Regions from separate parts of the Homo sapiens genome. Here region 2 is linked to region 1. A link is a loop called in an ENCODE intact Hi-C map of the cell type or tissue named here. Cell type or tissue: heart right ventricle. All regions are shown on one strand.

What was found. Hi-C counts contacts between places; a loop is a spot of excess contacts. Peaks named below come from ENCODE experiments on the same cell type or tissue, not always from the same donor. Only the 100,000 strongest peaks of a DNase experiment are listed, where the experiment ranks them.
Region 2: it touches region 1 in a loop (4-fold over the local background); 39 of 110 quality-filtered maps call a loop at or near these places.

The regions. Positions count from the first base shown.
Region 1 is chr6:138,424,879-138,432,878 of GRCh38, forward strand. NHSL1 (NHS like 1) reads right to left here. Exons shown (of 8, transcript NM_001144060.2): 6 at 5,515-8,000; 7 at 4,833-4,965. Among named protein-coding and RNA genes, the nearest start is that of MIR3145, 6.4 kb to the right of the region's middle. RefSeq lists enhancers at 5,306-5,807, 5,808-6,307. In heart right ventricle, CTCF peaks have their summits at 1,657 and 4,275 (motif pointing right); a DNase peak (open chromatin) is centred at 6,049; H3K4me3 peaks cover 1,253 bases; H3K27ac peaks cover 5,616 bases.
Region 2 is chr6:138,574,245-138,582,244 of GRCh38, forward strand. It overlaps a transcript of NHSL1 not described here. Among named protein-coding and RNA genes, the nearest start is that of NHSL1, 79 kb to the left of the region's middle. RefSeq lists an enhancer at 2,438-2,938. In heart right ventricle, no CTCF peak of the experiment used is centred here; no DNase peak of the experiment used is centred here; H3K27ac peaks cover 1,056 bases.

The DNA of each region.
Region 1 (8,000 bases):
ACCACTCTGCTCTTATCGCATCTTCAGGTCACCATCTACTTAAGATTCACTTTCAAAAAATTTATTTTTGACTGGGCACAGTGGCTCACACCTGTAATCCCAGCATTTTGGGAGGCCACGGTGGGAGGATCACTTGAGCTTAGGAGTTCGAGACCAGCCTGGGCAACACAGTAAGACCTTATCTCTATTCAAAAAAAAAGAAAAAGTAATAAATGCATAATTTATTTTATTTTTTTGAGACTCACTCTGTCGCTCAGGCTGGAGTGCAATAGCGCAATCTCAGCTCATTGCAACCTCTGCCTCCCGGATTCAAGCGATTCTCCCTGCCTCAGCCTCCCAAGTAGCTGGGATTACAGGCACCTGCCACCATGCCCAGCCCAGCTAATTTTTGTATTTTTAGTAGAGACGGGGTTTTGCCATGTTGCCCAGGCTGGTCTCAAACTCCTGACCTCAGGTGATCTGCCTGCCTCGGCCTCCCAAAGTGCTGGGATTATAGGCGTGAGCCACTGTGCCTGGCAAATAATTTATTTTTAACTTTGGAAAATTTCAAACACCCACACAAAAGAGAACAGCTCACTGCAAGACCGCATGAGCCCATAACTCACCTATGATAATCATTAATTACGGTCACCCTTCTTTTGTCTCCACCCTCCCTATTTGAAACAAATCTTAGACACTATTAACTTACTTTGGACAGGACCAAAAGTTTTAATAATGGCCAGTTTTCCTTGATCTCTCCTAGACGGGCTGATCCGGAGTGAATTTCACATGCTGACCCTCCTTTCTTTCTATGCTTCCTTTTCTTGTTCCATGCCAGAATATCCCCTGTACTAAGATGTACCCCACTCCAGGTCCTAGAACAACTCCTCAGCTTCACATTCTCAGTTATTCTAGAAGTTGCCGTCAGACCAGTCTTCCTCAGCTCTTCCAGGACCATGTGCCAACTTCTAAAATCCAGCCTTCCAGAAAACAAAGGCGAACCCTCCATGCCAGACCCTGCTTCATGATCGACTCAGCAAACCTTGCACTGATCAAGAAAATGTGAGGGGTGGGGTGGGGTGGGGAAGACGAAGGGGCAATCAAAGAAAGCTGAAGGTTTCCTGTAGGTATTTCTTGTCCTGAGTCTCTGAGAACCTCACTGTTCAATGTGCTTTCCATTGCCAGTGACAAAGAGATGATAAAGCCAGTGAGCCAAGTGGCCCCTTGCTGGTCTCTTCATGACAACAACTCAGTCTGTGTCTCTTAGCTAAGTGCAGGAGAACTTGCTTTAAGGAAACTCAACACAGTTAATAGAATAAAGACGTGGGTATATCTCTTTTCCTGCTATAAAATTGTAGAATATGCAGCAGGGAAAGGTTGAGAGTATGATATCTGTACACACAGATTAAGAGTTGAAACCAGACTCTTCCCACCTCTCGCTGTGTGACCTGGGACAAATTACCCATGCATGCCATGCCTCCTCACTTATAAGATACCAACCTCACAGGTTTGTGAAGATTAAGTGAAATAAAGAAGCTAGCTACATAACTCCCACTGCTAAAGCTTCCTTGTTCTGTCACCTTGGACAAGTTAACATTTCTGACTGTGTATTTTTCCTATCACCAAAAGGGGAATAACAGTATATAGGTCACAGTTTGTCAGTACTCATGAATGCAGTGATAGCCATAATTGGTCAGGCATAGAGCAGGTGCTTAACAAACCTTTGAATGTCACATAGAAAATGGATTTAGTTTTTACGTGGCTTACACAGCAAGACAGAGGGCAGCATGGGCCCATGCTGGCTGCCCTGGGCTTGGTGTTCCTGGCGTCATCTCCATTCTTCTGGTCAAAAAGATGCCACTAAAGCAGAGGCTGGGAAATGGTAAGGACCCAATACAGGGTCTGAAGGGTGGCCAGAGTGGACAGGGCACCAGACTCTTTGGGACTGCAGAACATGGCCTACCATACAGGTTTCATGGTCCCACTCAGTAGTTAACAAGAGCAGTCTGCCCTGATAAGAGTTAGGACCGGCTGACAAAACTACAGACATCCTAACATCTCGAAACTGTAGAGCTAGAAAAGACGTTAGAAATGGTCTAGTCCAACCACTTTGGGTTTCAGAAAAGGTAACTGAGAAAAGGTAACTTGTTAGTATGACAACTAGGACTTGAGCTTATAGCACATGGCCTCACCACTTACATGGTCTACTCCCCAAAGCAGCTCTGCTCATTTCATTCTTTTAGGTATTGGCTGGTGACTTAATTTGTAATTTAGATTTTAAACGGTGAGAGTATGCTGAGATCCATTAAACAAGTCACAACTAAACTTGAGTAAAACTATGACCTTTAATTGTAGACATAGAATTAAGAAAGAAGATGGGGTGACCAGCCTGAGCAACATGGTGAAACCATGTCTGTACTACAAATACGAAAATTAGCCGGGCATGGTGGCACACGCCTATAATCCCAGCTACTTGGGATGCTGAGGCAGGAGAATCATTCGAATCTGGGAGGCAGAGGTTGCAGTGATCCAAGATCGCGCCACTGCACTCCAGCCTGGGTGACAGAGTGAGTGAGACTCTGTATCAAAAAGAAAAAAAAAAAAAGGAAGAAAGATGGGATTTTATGAAAGCACTGTCATCTCTCAAGAGCAGGTGCCCACTAAAATAATTAAATCTAAATGTACAAATTCTTTGCATATACATACACAACACACACACACGAATATGTATTTTTAATGAAGAGAGCTATAAAAAGTGCTTAAACAGTTAACACTGATTTTAAAACTAATTACTTCAATAAATATAAAAACTTCACACCTCAACTGGTGTTCTACATTTTCCATCTGGCTTTAAATCTGAAGCGAATTAATTTGCATTATAAAATTTGGAAGCTGTGTTTCAACTTAGATATTCTTTATTTTAAATTATGAGCTTAAGCGCTGAAGGACATAAAAATAAAGCCCTAAAAAAGCACAGACAGTAGATGGATTTTTACTATGTCTGCTAATTTATTCTCAACGCTACAACAGAAATTAGCATATGTCCTCACTCTCTCTCTGCAATCCATTCCTAAGGCCTATTTGGCTTTGACTTCTCTCATACGTGCACTGAGTAACACCAACTGACCGATTTCTACATCTGCAGTCGATGTAACGTCCTAGTAAGAGAAACAACACATTTTTCGATGCCTTAAGAAGGTTGCCAAAATATAGAAGAGGCCTTTGGCATATTTTTGGGAAAAAATATGCAGTAATTTGGACCCACAACAGTTGGGTTTCCTCACTGGAACCAAGTATCGAGTACACAGAACAACCAGGCTACGCAAATCTTCTCTGTGGATGGCTATTATAAATAGACAGATATGCCTGTATATTTAGCAACCCAGTGCATTCCATACTAAATGAAATACTCTGAGTCTTGGAAGAATCTTCTAATGGTTAAATACCAGTTGGTTTCATTTAATTCAGGAAATATTTATTGAGTGCTTCTTATGTGTCTAGCGTGGTTAAGAGTTAGAAACATCTATGGGAACTTCTAGAATTGCCACTGAAGTTTCAAAGGATGCATCATTTATCATTTCTCTGTTTTGAGAAATAATTGGACAACCAGCTACCTTTTCACTTCTAATGAGACTGAAGAAACCAGTCCATGTTAAAAGGGGCAGTCTTTAGGATCTATTATACCAACACTAGAGGAGCGACGTAAAGAGCGTAATTCTTGACAAGAACATTAATTCACCGGCTTCGTTCCCCCCACACCAAGTTAGATGTTAATGTGTTGCATGAAGAGTTTCAGGTAGGTACAGCACTATGTTTTTCATCTTATGCAATAGTCTTTTCAGGGAGAGTCCAAGAATTGGGAAAGCAGTGCTGACATAAGATCATTCACACACAGAATCAAATGATTCTACAGGATGCTTTGTTTCAGGAGGTTAAAAAAAAAGAAAGGATCTTCATTCAGGGCAAAATAAGGCCTTGGCAGCATAAGGACATTCATTAGAGTTACCTGGAAATACCGTGGTAGAGAAGTCTAGAAGGAAGCAAAAGGTTTATACAGCATTACGGCTTAACGTAGTTGCACATATACAGTCATCAGCTTTTACGATGACACTGTGTGGGAGTAGTCAGCTGTTTCCAATCAGAAAAGTGATGCAGTAAGTAAAACTTCAGTGCTAAATCATATTTACTCTTAAAGGTGACCACATATAAAAAGTGTAACAGTTCAGGCCATTACTTTGAAAATTTTACCCTTTTTGTTTGTTTTTAAACCCAACGATTTCTGATGCCAGTAGATGGCACTAGTGGTATATTAACAAGCATAAGTCATTCTTTTGCTCCCGCTTAAAGGGCCGTACTCTTTTATAGAAACACTTAAGCAGCCAAAGAAATTGCTCTGTATAACTGTGGTTTTTCTGTAAAATGAAAAAAATTAGAATAAACTAAAACATCTTTAGGAAGAGAGTCCCATGGAGCTAGTCTGTGCATCCTAAGTCCACAGAACATAGCATTCCTCCTCCTGACTGCACTGTCAGTCACTTTAATCCGACTCTTGCTAATATACTCTGTCTTATGACTGCCACACTGCGCTCCTTGCCAGGAAGAGCAGCGCCTACCAGAACGTATCACATTGAGCCACTGTCCCCAATGTCATAAAAATCAGTGAGACAAAGTAAAACAGAAATTGGAGCCAGAGGAAATAAAACTGTAGAAACCCACTAAAAAATCAACAGTAAAGTTAAGGAGTTATGATTGGGTGACAGAAGAAACCTCAAGGAAGAAAAGTAAATTGAGGTGCTGCTTGGAAAGAAGGAATTACACAGTAGATTAAAGTCAGAGGAAGGAGTTTGAAATACCTGTGAATAGCTGCAAAAAGGTCTTCTGTGGTCCTGGGTCGACTGGGGGTCATTACCTCATCATTCCCGTCTTCCTTGAGGAAGTCACAGGCCTCTGAGGATGAACCGGCTGCGTTGGTCTCCGGCACCCCAGCTACAGAAGAGCAGGCAGGCATACAAGACGCACAAGTGACTGGAATTTCAGTCCTCAGCCAAGCTTCTAAATATGCTGCTTCCCTGCCATTCCCGACAATGTGAGAACCACAGGGAGATGCCGTGGGTCTGTAGTTTGATAGTTTACAAAGAAGGGAGGAAATGACACTAGCCTGAGAGCCAGAGCTCATTCTTTGTTAAAGTATGGAACGCCCATGGCATCTCTCTTAAATTTTGTTGCAACGTTTCTTTGCGCGGCTCTTCGGAAGGGAGGTGTTACCCATTGCTATTTAATACCCAGCCTGCTGCAGATCATCTCCATCCCCCTATTTTCTGCCATGCCTTTAGGTCTAGATTTTAAAAATAATAACAAAATGCAAAGTTGGTAACTTAATCTGTGTTTTAACACAGGAAGCCTACATACTGCTAGCTTTAACAGGAATCTGATCTACCTGGGTTCTTTCCACGTGTGAGCATTCAACAACCCTATCTGGTTCAGCTGCATATGGGCAGAGGGCACAGGAGAGAGAAGCCAGGAAGCCAGACTCACCTGCTCCGTCCTGTTGAGATAGGCAGCTCTCCCCATCGCCCCCAGTATCCGCACTGTTCTCGGCTGGCTCCTCCTGCTTGGGGGCTGGTGAGACATCAGGCTGAACCATGGGGACATTGGCTTCCACTCTGCTGGGAGACATGGATCCTGCAGCTCCTCCCTCAAGAACCGAGGTGCCAGGGTGCGTGGCATGAGAGCCAGCTTGGGCTGCAGAACTCTCTTTTGCCTCCCTGCTGTGCACAGAGCCCTCCTCTCCCGTCGTGGGGCTGGGCACAGCTCGGAGGGCTTCGCTCACGTTCTCTGCGGGCTCCACTGCAAAATCTTTCTGCGGAGGTGGTACCACCAGGAACAGTTTGGGCTTCTTGGAAATGGGGGGTGGCTTCCTGCTGGGTGAAGAGTCTGGGAGTGGGGTGGTGCTGGGGCTGGGCCGAGCCTCTGCCTCCCCAGCGCTTGGAGCTCCAGGGCTGCGGCTCACAGGGCCACCACGCTCAGCCGCACTGCCATGGTCACCCTGACTCGAGCTCTTGGCAGGCGTCGGAAGCGAGCTTGTCACAGAGGCAGGCTGGCTTTCACTCTCCATTTCATTTGTGCTATTTCGGGATTTCAGGAAAGCAGATGGCTTTAAGTGGTACTGTGGAGCAACTGGAGTTCGTTGTTCCTGAGCTGTTCGTTCAGACAACTGTGCCGCCTCAGCGCCTGAGTTCTTTCTCACGGGCCTCAACTGCACCATCTGCAATGCTTCCGTGGTTATCAGGGGCATGGGGGGCCTGCTGGTCTCCTCCTTGGTAGAAGGCGGCCTCAAGGATCCCCGGGAGGATTCTGGCTGGCCAGAATTTGTGAAAGGCGGCCTGGTGTCTTTCATGAATTTGGGGTCAAGAGGTGGGGCAGGTGGGGGTTCCGAGGAAGGTAAGAGAGGTGGGGGCAATGGCAAGGACACAGGTGAATCTGGAAGAATGGGGCTCAGTGCAGGGCGGGGAGGAGAAAGGCACCAATCAGGTGGGGAGCAGAAAGGAATGAGAGCTTCTGGCGGCGGAGGGGGGAACACAGGAGAGTGAGGCAGAGGAGAGCCCTGGGAGCAATCTGTGACAGGAGGTGGGGGAGGAAGGAAAGGAGACCTGTCTGCAGGACAAGGGAATGGAGGAGAGGGAACAGGAGGAGGAGGAGGAGCCGGGGGAGAGCCCACGGCTGGATCCAGCTTCTTCATAGTGCCACTTCCTTCAGTAGAAGTACTAGAAGAAAGAGAAGTGGACGATGAGGAAATGGATACTGAAGATATCAGAGAGGACTTCCTTTCTGGTACCTTGGGCTTGGGCTTCCCCTTCCCGTTTGCTGGTGACACTGATTTTAAAAACACAGGCACAGGGGTGAGTGCTGTGGGTGTATTCGACTGGCTGGAATACCCACTGGATGGAGAAATGACTCTGTGTGACTTCTCTGGTGACATGATCTTTGGTTTGACTGAACCACCGGGCACTTGGGGCATTGTGGCTCTGGACCCTTCTTGGACATGGCGGACTGGCCCGTTCCCAGTGGGCACCCCACTGCTGGTTGAACAGCCCCCTGCCGGGTTCCCCGGATCTTCCTGCATGCCCGTGTAGTCAATGTAATAACCCCAGGGGTCCGTGTACTCTGACTTGACGCTGCTTGTGTCACTCTGCGATGGCGTGGCCCCGCACAGGGAGTAGACATTGGGGGTGGTGGCGGAAGTCATGCTGCTGCCAGCACTAACTGTGCTCTGGCTCCGGGAGCGGGGCAGCCAGGGCTCTTCCAAGTCACTGCAGGGGCTCTGGGAGGGCGAGCTGCCACTCTTGCCTGGGAGGCTCAGCTGCAGCGAGTGCTGGAGTGTGGCGATCAGGCTCTCGTTGAGCACCTGCCCGTTGCACTGGCTGCTCTTCTTGGGAATCCTGCGGAGGGAGTCTGTCCGGGAGGGTGGCAGGGGAGGCTTCTTTGCTTTCTTCAAAGAGATGTTTCTTGATAGGGATTTATCCTGGTAATTGGACCGGTCCCCTTGGTTTTTCTGAGCTCTTCCAACAAAAACATTGATCACGCTGTGCCTGGGGTTCCCAAAGCCATCACTGCTATTGCACAGATTCCCAGATCCATGTCCAGAGTCAGTGTGCACAGATGCACAGTAGCCATCGTGGTCCTCAGAATACAGCGACCCAGCATCCTCTTTGTTGGACGTTTGGTCCAAACTGCAGCTGCTCATGTTACTTGTGGGAGTGGAATAGCCAGGAGTTGCTAAATGCGGCTTCAGGGGGGATGCCCTTCCATTACCTGAGGATTTGTATTCCCAGGGCTCCGAGCTGCTGTGCCCTCCGCCCCCTGAATAACTAGATTCACTCTTGCCATCCACATCTTGGGGGTGGGCTGGGAAGGCCAGGTTGTTTCTACAATTATACGGCATAGCTTGGGACCCATTCTCCCTATTTGCTGGAGCATTTAGAGGGACGGCTGAGTCACAGAGGGACAACAGTGCGGGTTCA
Region 2 (8,000 bases), 150 kb after region 1:
AGGCAAAGTTAAAATAGTTGTGCATAACACCAGTGGCTAACATCAAACATCCACTCTCTTCTTTCTGAGTAGAAAACACTTTTTGAGAGTCTCAAAATATAAAAGGAAAAGTAAAAAAAGACCATCTCACCAGAGAAATCCATTAATGCCCCAAATGCTGTTTGCCATTTCACTGGTTCACGAGACCCCCGCCACACATCTGTGCACACTCAAAGGAGCCATGGAACCCAAACAATGAACACAATTCTCTTCTCCCTACTCTCTACATCCTGCAGCTGCATTTTTAATTTAAAAATATCTGGCTGGGCACGGTGGCTTACGTCTGTAATCCCAGCACTTTGGGAGGCCAAGGTAGATGAATCGTTTGAGCTTAGGAGTTCAAGCTCGGCCTGGGAAACATGGCAAAACTCTGTGTCTACAAATAATGCAAAAAAAAAAAAAAAGAAAAGAAAAAAAGTTAAGTCAGGCATGGTGGTACTTGCCTGTGGTCCCAGCTACTCAGGAGGCTGAGGTGGGAGGATCGCTTGAGCCCAGGAAATCGAGGCTTCAGTGAGCTGTGGTTGCACCACTGCACTCCAGCCTGGGCAATAGAGTGAGACCCTATCTCAAAAGAAATAAATAAAAATAAAAAATTATATATATGCTTAAACCTTGTGTGTTCTTCTTTTTTTGGAGACGGAGTTTCCCTCTTGTTGCCCAGGCTGGAGTGCAATGGCGCAATCTCAGCTCATCACAACCTCTGCCTCTCGGGTTCAAGTGATTCTCCTCCCTCAGCCTCCCGAGTAGCTAGGATTACAGGCATATGCCACCACACCCAGCTAATTTTGTATTTTTAGTAGAGACGGGGTTTCTCCATGTTGGTCAGGCTGGTCTCGAACTCCCAACCTCAGGTGATCTGTCTGCCTCGGCCTCCCAAAGTGCTGGGATTACAGACATGAGCCACCGTGCCTGGTCCAAGTGCTATTTTTTATTTACCAGAAGTGCTGTTGAGCGCTTTCCTCAACTCCCCCTCCATGGAATGTGCATACACACAGCAGCAAAGGTGAATTGGTATCATTAGTAACTGGCGTGTTTTCCTCCAGGGCCCCCAACCCTGTACACTTCAAGGAAAGGGTTAACAGGAGAAGCTAAAGGAACATTTCCTGCCAAGCAGCCAAAATGATAACTAGTCCATTCAGGGACTAGACTCATGACTCTCCGTCAAAGTAAGTGCCCACGTCTGCCAGATTTCCAGAAACTGTGCACCCACAAATCATAAGACCTAGGGATACGTTTGTATAATAACCAATTCTCTGTCTACTGGCTAGTCCATATTTCTGTTATATTGGGCCTTGATTATTAAATCTTCATTTATCTAAGAAAGTCAAATAAATTAACTACTTTTACAACTGGATCAGAGTTCCTGTTGATCAAGAGAATATAATGGTTTAAATCAGCTTTGTAGGTAATAATTAGATCTTAACTATGCATATTAGATATATACTCTAATTAGCTTAGAACATCCTAAGTGGGCTTCTTAAGAAGCTACTATATTCACTCAAGCTATATTTGTTTAGCAACCACGATGAACCCCACATTTTAGTTATGTGGATTATCAACCCAAGAGCCATACAAATCAGCCCCTCCTGGCAGCAGGGCCAAGGCTACTTTGTGCCAAAAGCTTCCTGTATATTATTGCTAACCTTCACAATAACCCTGCCGTGGAAAAATCCCTACATTTATTTATTTATTTATTTATTTATTTATTTATTTATTTATTTATTTTGAGGCAGAGTCTCACTCTGTCACTCAGGCCAGAGCGCAGTGGCGCGATCTTGTCTCATTGCAACCTTCGCCTCCCGGGTTTAAGCGATTCTCTTTCCTCAGCCTCCCAAGTAGCTGGAACTACAGGCGCGCATCTCCACGCCTGGCTAATTTTTGTATTTTTAGCAGAGACAGGGTTTTGCCATGTTGGCCAGTCTGATCTCAAACTCCTGATGTCAGGTGATCTGCCCGCCTCAGCCTCCCAAAGTGCTGGGATTACAAGCATGACCCACCGCTCCCCGCCTGCAAATCCTACTTTTACAGTAATTGGTTTTTAAAAAAAATAACTTCAGCTATAATCTTCAAAGTAATGAAAACATCTTAACGTAGCTATTTTTCTCCAAGAAAACCTACATTAGACTGCCTTGTCCCCATGTGAGACAGACGTGCTGAACAGATTTTATCTGCCTTCCTTACCGTGCTGGGCTGCCCCCTCCCCTCTCACTGTCAGGCTGTCAAATTCGAACTTCTGCTGTCATCACATGTGCCAATAACTGCTCCCTTCCTACCACTTTGCCACTGCTGAGCTTCAGGCCTTAGGAATCACATAAACAGGCTTGTTTAAATTACATGTTTAATGGGAGTTAATGAGGGCTCACGGAATAAAAGGCAGAGCCTCTGTGGAAGGGCTTTGTCGCAGCTGCCTTTGGCCAGCACCCCCCTCCTTCACCAGCGGGACGGAAGCCCCAGGGTTGAAATGGCTGAAATGGCTGGAGGAGCAGACCCTGCATAATGACCCCCAGGTGGATCTTTACACCATGTTTATGATCAATTGCATCTTTTATACTTAGTTCTCCACATTTGAGGGTCACTTACCCATCACTGCTGACAAAGGGACAAGAAATTACTCTATATTACTCTATATATTTCAGAAATGATTTACATAATACATTAAGGAAAATTTAACTATAAAAACTGGAGGCACCAGAATAAATTACTAGAGGAAGTTCTAGAATCATCTCCTTTGGGAATTCCTAAGTCAAATGCCCATGAATTTGGAAAGATTTATCTATGCTTCTACCAAGAGTCAAAGGAATAGACTGAATATATTTGGAAGGTTCTTGCCATAAGACACAATATTTTATGTTTCAGCATATACTGGCATCCTGAAAAAGGAGTTTATCATAAATGAAAGTTGGAGACTTAATAAAAAGTGTTAAAGAGGACAGGATATAGGATTAGACAAACCTTTCAACGCAACCAGGCATGTAATTGCTCTACTCGCCATCTGTGTAAAATGCCAGCCAAAAATAGGAACTAATTTCAAGTGCCATCAGTTTTTTGGCCTCACAGGCCACAAATGAGCACTGTGACTTTTCATTTCCATGTGTAGCTTGCCTGCCCTGTCAAACCTAGCAAAGAGAACAAGAGAGGCAGCACCCTGAAGTTAGAAATCAATGGGAAAACACGGCTGGATTGCAAGCGCCGCTGGGGTTGGCTGGTTTGGCTGGGAGTGAGGTGCATAAACAGAAGGCATGTGAAAAGAGACAAAGGTGCAAAGAGAACCACATAGAGCACAGAAGAGGACTACTCTCAATGGTGTCACGTTCTGAAGTGGCCCTGCCTGGGCTGGGAGCAGTGAAGTGTGCCTCTCATCAGATTACCACATGAATCACCCAGACAACCCACAGGGACCTTTAGCTTAGGACAGCGTACAGTAGGTTTTCCAACTGTCATCTCCTGTGAATAATTTAAGAGTACACTTAAATGGAAATCTTTCTATGAGGTAATTTGTACACACGAATAATGAAAGCTTATCTCAATATCAAAAGTAAATACTTTGAGCCAGATATTTATAATTAAAAAAACAAAACAACCAAACGGTATTACCCCCAGGACCACAGCAAACACATTCCCCATAGTACATTAAATCCTTCTTCCTTTATCCACCTTTCCACCCACCAAGGAATGAAACAAGTGATTGTACTCTAGAAAGAAGTCATGGAAGGCAAAACGCAGCTAATTACCTAATCAGCGCCGGCCCCGTTTTCAGGTTGCCCTCAACTACCACTGCTTTAAAACTTAAAAGAAGGAAAAGCACTGACTTCTCATTAAACCCTGGCTTTAAAAGCCACAGTGCCTTCAACGGAATTAATAGTGTTGTTCCCCTCAAAGGGAAAGACTCAACACAAACATTTATGCATATGTATCACCACCAGCCCAACTCCCACCTTTCAAAGTCTTCATGCCTGAAAAGGGCGAACAGATCTGACATCCTAAGCCTTAGCTGCACTGTCCCCATGGGATCACTTGATACAGAAGCAATATGGCAGATTATTGCTCTCAGTCCCCTAAGGTGCAAGGGGACAAAGGATGTCGCTGGTAAAGAAGCCGCCACTGACACAGAACATGGACGTCAGAGGCTTGGTAAGCAGTACATAACCAAAAATGCAACATCTGTACCAACTTTCACCAAGAAAATGTCCCCAACCTAAGGAGTTCAGATTACAAGAAATCCTAAAACAGCATCAACTTTGAGATTCTTCTAATATAAGAAGACCAAGGGCAAACTTATTCTGAGATCAAAATAAAATTCCAAATAAATAACTTTTTTAAAAATCATGACTTCCTTTGTTCTTGATACCTTTCCTGTAGCCTCTCCAGTGATCACTGTGGTTATTATTTTTTTTAATCTACTCAACCAGTTTTTCTTTTTTTTTGTAAATTGTATTAAGCACTTAAAATCATAGGAGATCTTATTGAAATGCAGAGTGTGATTCAGGTCTGGGGAAGGGACTGCAATTCTGAACTCCTAGAAGCGCCCAAGTGATGCTAGTGCACAGACTGTATTTAAGTTAGCACAGTGCTAGACTATAATGCCCCTGAGGCCAGGAAGCTCATCTGTCATCTTCCTGTCCCTTACAGCAGTGGTCCCCAGCCTTTCTGGCACCAGGGACCAGTTTCATGGAGGACCATTTTTCCATGGACAGCAGGGTAGGGAGTGGTTTCAGGATGAAACTTCCACCTCAGCTCATCAGCAGCATGAGATTCTCATAAGCAGTGTGCAACCTAGATCCCTGGCATGCATGGCTCACAACAGGGTTCGCACTCCTATGAGAATCTAATGCCGCTGCCTGTCTGACAGGAGGTGAAGCTCAGGCAGCAATGCTCGCTTGCCCACAGCTCCCCTCCTGCTGAGCCGCCTGGTTCCTAATAGGCCACAGCCTGGGGTTTGGGGACCCCTGCCTTATAATGCCTTATACACAGCCAGCATTTAGCCAATGTTGGTTGACAGGGTGAAAAAAATGGAACCATCCATCATTTCCATGTTACCTTTTTATTTTGATCTTAACAAGTTTCAGCGTAAGGAGATAATTAGGCCTTTATAGCAATCATTCCTTTATCACTAAATCACAAAAAGCAAAAGTAAAATGTATAAACTGGCAAAAAGTATACAACCTGAATTAAAGGGTTAATAATAAAACCCCATTCATATGGCCATACTGTTTCACTTTGGGAAGAAAGAAGCTTATTAACTGATAGGCGTATGCTTTTCTTCATTTATTAGGACATCTTCACTGCTTCCATCCACGAGAACTTCAGAATCCAATGATCCAGACCAGCCCAGTGCAATCAACAGTGAGCCAAATCAAAAAGCAGCCTACATTCTACCTGATAATCCACACACAGGCTGGGATCTGCTGGGTTCTACTAGGTGAATTGAATTGCTCCATGCCAGTGGAAAATTTTTTCACATCAGTTTTTCCTAGTAGATGTTTAAAAAATTACAAAGAATTTTCCAATCGACCTTACGTGACCTTTTAAAGCATTTATTCTATTTAACTCTATCTTTAAAACTATACTCACTATGGCTCTATAGTGCTTACACCGAATATATCTGACTTTTAACGTTCTATCAATTCAGCCTACTTTTACTGTGCTACTCCTACATGCTAAATATATGTGACACATTGCTTGATACAAGCAGTGATTTCCAGTGAAGCAGATGAACCTTACTTTTAATAATCTATTAACAGAATTGAATATAAAGTAACAAAATTCTTTAATCAGGAGCATCCAGGAAGCAAAAATATCGAGTACGTTTCCAAACAAGGAAAGAGACAGAAATGCAAATACATATATTTAGAATTATTGCAGCTAGGCATCAGTATGTGCATCACCTCCAGAAACGGCAAAGAGCCCAGTTACAGGGATCAGTTCAAATATTTATTGATCTCTTGCTAGGAGATGGGCCAGGCAGACTGATTCTAAAGCACAAAAGATAGGGCCCTCCCCTAGAGGAGTATAAAATGTGTTGTAGGAGACAGATATGCACAGTTACTTTCAACATACTGCAAAAAAAGAAATACAAGAAACAAGTAGTAGGCCTGAGTCAAGCCTCTGGGCTTGAGTAATTTCTTCGGGATGAGATGTACTCTCTAGCTGAGTTTTCTAGCAGTCGGGAGATTTAGCCAACCAGTGGTGTGTTAGTAAACTGGCTCTCTGGGGCGGGGATGAGGGACGTGGGAAGCCATGACTTATAATACATATTTGCCAGTTTCCATGATATAAAGCCTCCCACCATGGCCACTTTCAAGCTACCAACAATTTAACAACCAGCCTGCTAAAATCTTGAAATTAAGAACTGGCTCCCATAGTCAGTACGTGCTGGCTCCAGTACACCACTGAATTTGGCCAACACAATCGTTTGGCAAACACAATAACTTGGTAGAAAATTAATAGCCCCACAATTACCAATTCTTTAAGTATTAGCATGGGTGGAGGGAGAGAAATCTATAAATGTTACCTGACATGGGAAAAAGATACATAGGTATGATTCAGTTAAGGATCTGGAGATGTAGACTATGGTGGATTAGCGCGGGCTAATATAGCCCTGGGCGGGCTATAAACGCAATCACATGTGTCCTTTCAAAGAGAGAAGCAGGGGGAGGTTTCAGCTGGAAGAGGAAAAGGCAATGTGACCACAGAGGCTGAGATCGAAGTGATTCAGCCACCAGAGCTGGAAGAAGCAAAGAACTGGATCTTCCCTAGAAACTCTGGAGGGAATGCAGCCCTGCCAACACTTTGATTTCAGATTTCTGGCCTCCAGAGCTATGAGGGAATAAATTTCCATTGTTTTAAGCCACCAAGTTTGTGGTGGTTTTTAGAGCAGCCGTAGGAAACTGATGCAGTGGAGTACCAATGGGAGTTTTGCAACCTGCTCTATCTTTAAGCATTTCTGTTCATTTTGTAAGAATTCTGAGATTTTTTGCACTCGTACTTTTCAAATTTTCTAATTCCTTACCAGTCCTTTTTTGGTGTTGTTCATAAAAGCAAAAGTTTGGAAGACTAGGCCTAACAGGGAATGAGTAGAGGCAGTTTAAGTTGCCAACAACTAGCAACTCAGAGAAATTTTTCACAGGCCTGAGCGCGGTGGCTCACACCTGTAATCCCAGCAGTTTGGGAGGCCGAGGTGAGAGGATCACCTGAGGTCAGAAGTTCGAGACCAGCCTGGCCAACATGGTGAAACCCCGTCTCTACTGAAAATACAAAAATTAGCCGGGCATGGTCGTGTGTGCCTGTAATCCCAGCTGCTTGGGAGGCAGAGGCAGGAGAATCGCTTGAACACAGGAGACTGAGATTGCTGTGAGCCGAGATCATGCCACCGTACTCTGGCCTGGGTGACAGAGTGAGACTCCGTCTCCAAAAAAAAAAAAAAAAAAAAAAAAATTTCAGGAAAAAAAGTCAAAGCAGGATCTGCAAGCATTTACACCAAGTGTTGAGAGGCAGTGACACTGGGTTGGTGTGGCCTCAGGCTCTTACTTTCTGAATCTTGTAGTCTACTCTGTTATATCAGAATGCTCTGAATGAGGAAAAAAAATTAGATTTTGAGGTTCTACTTTTTCTTTCTTTTTTTTTTTTTTTTTTGAGTCAGAGTCTTGCTCTGTTGCTTAGGCTGGAGTGCAGTGGCGCGATCTCGGCCACTGCAGCCTCTGCCTCCCAAGTTCAAGCGATTCTCGAGCCTCCACCTCCCAAGTAGTTGGGATTACAGGCGTACACCACCACACCTGGCTAATTTTTGTATTTTTAGTAGAGACGGGCTTTCACTATATTGGCCAGGCTGGTCTGGAACTCCTGACCTCAAGTGATTCGCCCGCCTCAGCCTCCCAAAGTGCTGGGATTATAGGCGTGAGCCACTGTGCCTGGCCCAAAGTGGCCTTAATTTAAAGAGCAGTTTTTAAATCACTGAGAATATG